Regions from separate parts of the Homo sapiens genome. Here region 2 is linked to region 1. A link is a contact called in ENCODE Hi-C or POLR2A ChIA-PET data. All regions are on one chromosome and are shown on one strand. Each heading gives the region's core, a stretch centred on a gene start or an enhancer-like site at or near the end of the contact. The rest is flanking DNA. Distances are from core to core; before and after follow the strand shown. Region 1 holds the start of SCNN1G (sodium channel epithelial 1 subunit gamma). Region 2 overlaps EARS2 (glutamyl-tRNA synthetase 2, mitochondrial).

Region 1 (3,097 bases), core at 98-2,597:
TTATGCAGCCTGAGCCAATGTGATACCCTTGGTGGAAGAATTACTAGCTGATACCCAGCACTTACTCTTCTAAGTACTTTGCAGCTGTCACCTCATTTAATTTTCACGATAATCGTCTGAGGTAGGTATCACAACCACCTCCATTGTACAAATGAAACAGACGCTGACAGGTTAAGTAGCTTGCCCAAGGTCACACTAGAAAGTGGCTGAGCTGGGATTTGCACCTAGGAGTCCCTTTAACGACTAACTAGGCTGCTCTTCAATCATTAATAATAATAACAGCAGCAGGGAAAGCAGCAATAATGGCAGCTATCACTTATTGATCCCTTTCTGTACTCCCAGGCATCCCACTCAGTCCTTTTCACACACTACCTGATTTAATCCTCACTACAGTTATATGAGGTGCTATTACTTGGCCCATTTCACAGAGAAGGAAACTGAGGCACAGAGGTTAGGTAATTTGCCCAAGACCACACAGGTAGAAAGGATTTGAAGGATTCTTTAGAATTCCAGGGCCCTGGCTCATCGCAGCGGCTCCGTGCACCCCCTCCTCACCTACCACCGACTTTGCCTGTCCCCCATCCCACAGTGCAGGACCCCAAAGCTTGGAGAGGGATGAGAGATTTGCCCCAAGTCTAGCGTTGGGTTCGCTGGACCGGAGAGTTCCCGATCAGTGCCCGTCCCGAAGGGCGAGTCCTGTGCAGAAATCACTTGAACTCAACCTCAGGGCCCTGACCCGAGCTCCTGCCGAGCGACCCCGCAGCCCTGCCCTCCCTGCGCGGAGCGAGCGGGCGCTGTCCTGTGGCGGAAGCCACGTCTGCCCCGGGGGAGCGCCGGCTGAAGGCGCTGGAGCGAATCCAACCAGCCCACTTCAAGTGTTTGCTTCTTTCTGCACCAAGTCACCCCGGAGAAAGCATTCCAGAGGGTAGAAGGAACAGTAGCGGACAGGTCCACGCGACTCACCCCGGCAGGGAAGGGGGCTGAACAGGCGCTGGGCGGAGAAAAGAGGCCAGGTGTGGCCCGGGACCCCCAGACCCCCGGACTCTGAGTGGCTCTCGACTGGCTTCGTGCTCCGGGCCACGGCGTGGGTAGACCCGGGAGAGCTGGCCGCTACCGCCCGGGCAAGGTGTCCCAGCATCCCGGGCACCGGGAAGCCGCCACCGGCTGATGCTGGCTCGGCCACCCACCGCGCTGACGGCGTCCGACGCCCTGGCGCCCGGCATCCGCTCCAGTGCCCAGAACCCCCGAGCTGGTCCGACCCAACCCGGCTGAACTCACCTTTCGGTTCCAAAGGGTCCAAGGCTCGTGCGGGTGCGCTGCTCCTCTGCTCGCTCTCGGGCTAGCATCCCCTGGCAGCGCCACCGCGGGCTCTTGTGGGCCGGCCAGGCCCCGCCCCCTAGGGACCCGCCTCCCCAGGCCCCGCCCCCACCTGCCCAGGTGCTTTCCCCAGGCCGCCAGGCACCTGAGACCGCCCGGAGCGGGCCACGACTTCACAACGCCCCCTGGCGCCCCGAAGCCGCCCTGCGCCCCAGCCCGGCCGCGCTGCGTCTTCCTGGGCCACCGCGCAGTGCCTGCTGCCGCCCCGAGGCCGCCCTGCCATCCTGCATTCCCGCTGGGTCTCTGCGGCACTTACCCCAAGGCGCCTCAAAGCGCCTGCTGCCCCCTATTACTGCCCCGCGACTTCCTTCCACTCCCGTCCAGATGGCAGGTGCCTGCCCTAGCACCAGCAGTAATCCCACGCAGCCTCGCTCCTCGGACTCCCTCCAGACCTGCAGCTTCAGTGCCCACCAGCGTCCGGCTGTAGGCAGCAGGGGCTGTTCAGCCAGGCCACTCATCCTTTGACCTTTTCAGCTGCTTCTTTCTCTTTCTTTCGTTATTTCCTCCTTCCTTCTTCTTTCTTTTCCTCTTTCCTTCTTTTTTTTTTTTTTTGACGGAGTCTCGCTCTGTCGCCCAGTCTGGAGTGCAATGACGCTATCTCAGCTCACTACAACCTCCGCCTCCCGGGTTCAAGCAATTCTCCTGCCTCAGCCTCCCAAGTAGCTGGGGTTACAGGCGCGCGCCACCATGCCCGGATTAATTTTTGTGTTTTTAGTAGAGACGCGGTTTCACCATGTTGGCCAGGCTGGTCTCAAACTACTGACCTCAGGTGATCCACGCGTCTTGGCCTCCCAAAGTGCTGGGATTACAGGTGTGAGCCACCGCGCCTGGCCTGTCCTTCTTTCTCTTTCTCTCTTTCTTTCCTTTCTTTCCTCCTTCCTTCCTTGCCTGCCTGCCTGCCTTCCCGCCCGCCCACCTTCCTTCCTTCCTTCCTTCCTTCCTTCCTTCCTTCCTTCCTTCCTTCCTTCCTTTCTCTTTCTTGCTTGCTTGCCTTCCTTCCTTCCTTCCTCCCTCTTTCTTCTTTCTCTCTCTCCCTTCCTTCCTTCCTCCCTCCCTCCCTCCTTTTTCTTTCTTCCTTTCTTTCTTTCTTTCTTTCTTTTTCTTTCTTTCTTTCCTCTATTTCTCTCTTTCTTTTTTTAACAGGGTCTGCCTCTGTCACCTTGGCTGGAGTGCAGTGCTGCAATCATAGCTCACTGTAGCTGCCAACTACTGGGCTCAAGCGAGCCTCCCACTTCAGCGTCTCAAATAGCTGGAATTACAGAGGTAAGCCACCTTTCCTAGCTTCAGCTGCCTTTTTATAGGGACTCAGATAACTACAAGAAACGAGATTAGAAAACTGCAATTGGGAGGGACCATAGAGACACAGCCCCTTTGTGCCGGGGAGAAACTGAAGCCCAGAGAGAGGAAAGGATCTGTTCTTACCTAGAGCTTCTCAGATTTGAATGTGGTTACAATCACCTATGGATGTTGTTAAAATGCAGATTCTGACTCGATAGGGGTGGAGTGGGTCTTAAGAGTCCGAATTTCCAAATTCCTAGGAGATGCCTTGGTTGCTGGTCCAAGGGCGGTTTGCCCAGGTGGATGGAAACAGGTCCAGCATTATTGGAGAGAAATTTAAAGAAAATCCTCTAAAAAATCTCAGCTGCTTCTTCTAACAATATATGCTCATTGCAAAGAATTAAAACAATAAACTGTGCCCCCCCCTCCCCAAATAAGCATG
Region 2 (3,260 bases), core at 129-2,628, 340 kb before region 1:
TTAGTCCATCATCTCAGTAAATTTTTTTTATAACACTATGAGAGAAGCAGTATTTTTTTTTTCTGTTACAGATATGGAAACCGAGGTTCTGAAAAGTTAACTAAAACTTCCGAGGTTATAGTACGAGGCAAAACCAAGATTTAAACTCAGATCTGTGCCGATCCAGAGTCCAAGCTTAACTCTGATCTACTGAGTGTTGTCAGAGCATCTGTTTCTAAGACATTAAGAATGGTTAAAAGGAGCTTCTTGGCTCATGGTCAAGTGAGTGTTTTTAACAAAGTGAGTGGTCAAAATACTAAGTCGATTCTGGTATATCTACAACATGGATGAACCTCTAGGACTTCATGCTAAATGAAATGTCAGTCACAAAAGGACAAATACGTCCTAATGCTTTGTGAGGCAAAGGTGGTAGGCTTGTCAAAGGCCAGGAGTTTGGAGACCAGCCTGGGCAACATAGTGAGATCCTGTCTCTACAAAAAATTTAAAAATTAGCCAGGTGAGGTGACATATGCCTGTAGTCCCAGCTACTTGGGAGACTAAGGTAGGAGGATCACTTGAGCTGAGGCGTTAAGGCTGCAGTGAGCTATGAATGCACTACTGCACTCTAACCTGGGCAACAGAGCAAGATCCTGTGTCTAAAAAAAAAAAAATGAATAAAATAAAGTTAAAAGGATAGATACTGTAAGATTCTACTTATTTGAATTACTTAAAATAATCAAAATTATACAGGCAGAAAATAAGATGGTGGTTGTCAGACTTGGGGAGGCAGAAATGGGAAGTTACTGTTTAGGGTATAGAGTTTCAGTTTTGCAAGATGTAGTTACAGGGGTCAATGGTGGTGATAATTGCACAACATTATAAAGATACGTAATGCCGCTGAACTGTATATTTAAAAATGACTGAGATGGTAAATTTTATATTTTTCTGTATTTTACCACAGTTTTTAAAAAATACTAAATTAGAGCTGGGCCTGGTGGCTCACACCTAGAATCCCAACATTTTGGGAGGCCAAGGCAGGCAGATCACTTGAGGCCGGGAGTTCAAGACCAGCCTGGCCAACATGGTGAAACCCCATCTCTACTAAAAGTACAAAAATTAGCCAGGTGTGGTGGTACATACCTATAATCCCAGCTACTTGGGTGGCTGAGGCACAGGAATTACTTGAACCCCCACAGAACGGGAGGTTGCAGTGAGCCAAGATCACACCATTGTACTCCAGCCTGGGGAACAGAGCGACACTCTGTCTCAACAAGAAATTAATAAAAAAGCGAAATTAATAAAGCTGTTGCTACTTCCTCAAGTGAAGTGTGCTGTGCTATCTTGAAAGCAGCTCCAGACGTCTGTCTTCTGTTTGAGGGTTTTGCTCAGGATCAGTAAGACTTTTTTTTTTTTTTTTAAGAGGATGTTGCTCTGTTGCCTGCCCAGACTGGAGTGCAGTGGCACAATTATATTTCACTGTAGCTCTAACTCCTGGGCTCAAGAGATCCTCCTATCTCAGCCTCTTGAGTAGCTGGAATCACAGGTGCATGCCACCACACCTGGCTAAGTAAAAGTGTTTGAAGGAATTTCATACATTTTAAATAACCTCAAGCCCATCCCCAGTGTTTTGAGGGTATAGTGCAGCAGTGAAGGGCACAGAGGCTGTCTAGATTCAGAAACATTCTGCCCCTTATTCACATGTGACTTTCTGTACCTCAATTTTCTTGTTTGTAAAATAGGAATAAGAATTGTACCCATCTCAAAGAGTTGTAAGGATTGGAATAGATAACATATACGAAGTTCTTTTTTTTTTTTTTTTTTGAGACGTAGTTTCACTCTTGTTGCCCAGGCTGGCATGCAATGGCGTGATCTTGGCTCACTGAAACCTCCACTTCCCGGGTTCAAGTGGTTTTCCTGCCTCAGCCTCCCAAGTAGCTGGGATTACAGGCATGTGCCATGTGCCGCCATAGCCAGCTAATTTTGTATTTTTAGTAGAGACGGGGTTTCTCCATGTGGATCAGGCTGGTCTCAAACTGCCGACCTCAGGTGATCCGCCTGCCTCGGCCTCCCAAAGGGCTGGGATTACAGGCATGAGCCACCACGCCTGGCAACATATATGAAGTTCTTAGAACATTACATGGCATTTAATAAATGTTAGGTAACTATCACCATTATTTTCATCCTTAGAAACAGTGATCTTGGTGGCAATGCATAGAAACACACTCAGACTAACTGAAACCATGAAAGGAATTTATTGGAAGAATTAGGACTCTCACAGATCTAAAGGGCAGGACTTCCAACTGGACCTCACAAAAGAATGGAATCTGTACCTAGAAACCTGTTGGGACCAAAGGCAGCCACTCGGCCCTCTGAGATGGCACAGTTTCTAACATTCACCCCTCTGTGTGTCTGCTCCCCTTGTTTTCCCTCTGCAGGCTGCCTTTCTCTTTATCTCTGCAGTTGGCCAACAGCTGCCCTAGCCCTGAAGGTAAATCATCTCTCTTCTCCTACATCACCAATTAAATAACCAATATTCCACATACAAACTCGCAGGGGAGAATCTGATTGGCCTAGCCTGGGTCAGGTGTCTACCCCTGGTCCAATCAGCTGTGGTCAATGGGAGTCATATTCTATGATCATGGCTGCAGGTGGCTCACTTTAGTGTGTGGGAAACCAGTTCCTTCCCCTGAGCGTGTTCTTTTTCGGTGTTGTTTAGAGAGTATCTTTTCCAGGGCTGGGCACGGCGGCTCATGCATGTAATCCCAGCACATTGGGAGGCCAAGGCCAGTGGATCACTTGAGCCTAGGAGTTCGAGACCAACCTAGAAAACATGGTGAAACCCTGTTTCTACAAAAAATGCAAAGATTAGTGGTGTGTAGTGATGCACACCTGTAATCCCAGCTACTGGCGTGGCTGAGGTGGGAGGATCACCTGAGCCCAGGGAGGTGGAGGCTGCAGTGAGCCAGGATAGTGCCACTGTACTCCAGCCAGGGTGACAGAGCAAGACTGTCTCAAAAAAAAAAAAAAAAAAAAGACAGTATCCGTTCTAGAAAATTACATTTTTATAGCCAAATTTGGAATCCCATTCATACTGCCTTTATCCTACTTTATTTTTGCCTTCATAGTACTTTTTACTATATGAAATTATATATTTGTACATATTTACTCTCTTACTCAAAAGAATATGAGATTATGGCAGGAAGTCTGTCTTTTTGTATAACCATAGCACCTGGCACGTTGCCAGATACATAGTAAGGGTCAAGATCTCATGATGAAAAAGT

Evidence for each region. A loop is a pair of places that touch in the nucleus more often than their neighbours do. ChIA-PET counts read pairs that join two places held with the same protein, here RNA polymerase II (POLR2A). Pooled maps may share reads with other maps.
Region 2: a pooled map shows a loop between it and region 1 (3-fold over the local background). The contact joins the enhancer-like site here to the promoter of SCNN1G in region 1. A Hi-C loop is called at or near these places in 5 of 50 pooled maps. POLR2A ChIA-PET finds 5 or more read pairs at or near these places in 2 of 52 experiments (activated CD4-positive, alpha-beta T cell and activated naive CD4-positive, alpha-beta T cell).

Annotation. Positions count from the first base shown.
Region 1 is chr16:23,180,995-23,184,091 of GRCh38, reverse strand. SCNN1G (sodium channel epithelial 1 subunit gamma) reads right to left here and starts at 1,347. Exons shown (of 13, transcript NM_001039.4): 1 at 1,279-1,347. RefSeq lists a silencer at 1,376-1,625.
Region 2 is chr16:23,518,794-23,522,053 of GRCh38, reverse strand. EARS2 (glutamyl-tRNA synthetase 2, mitochondrial) reads left to right here. Exons shown (of 9, transcript NM_001083614.2): 9 at 1-1,300. It also overlaps a transcript of GGA2 not described here. Among named protein-coding and RNA genes, the nearest start is that of GGA2, 9.9 kb to the right of the region's middle. Within about 2 kb of position 1,378, at least 3 of the 41 ENCODE cell types and tissues checked have a DNase peak (open chromatin) inside an H3K27ac peak, as active enhancers do.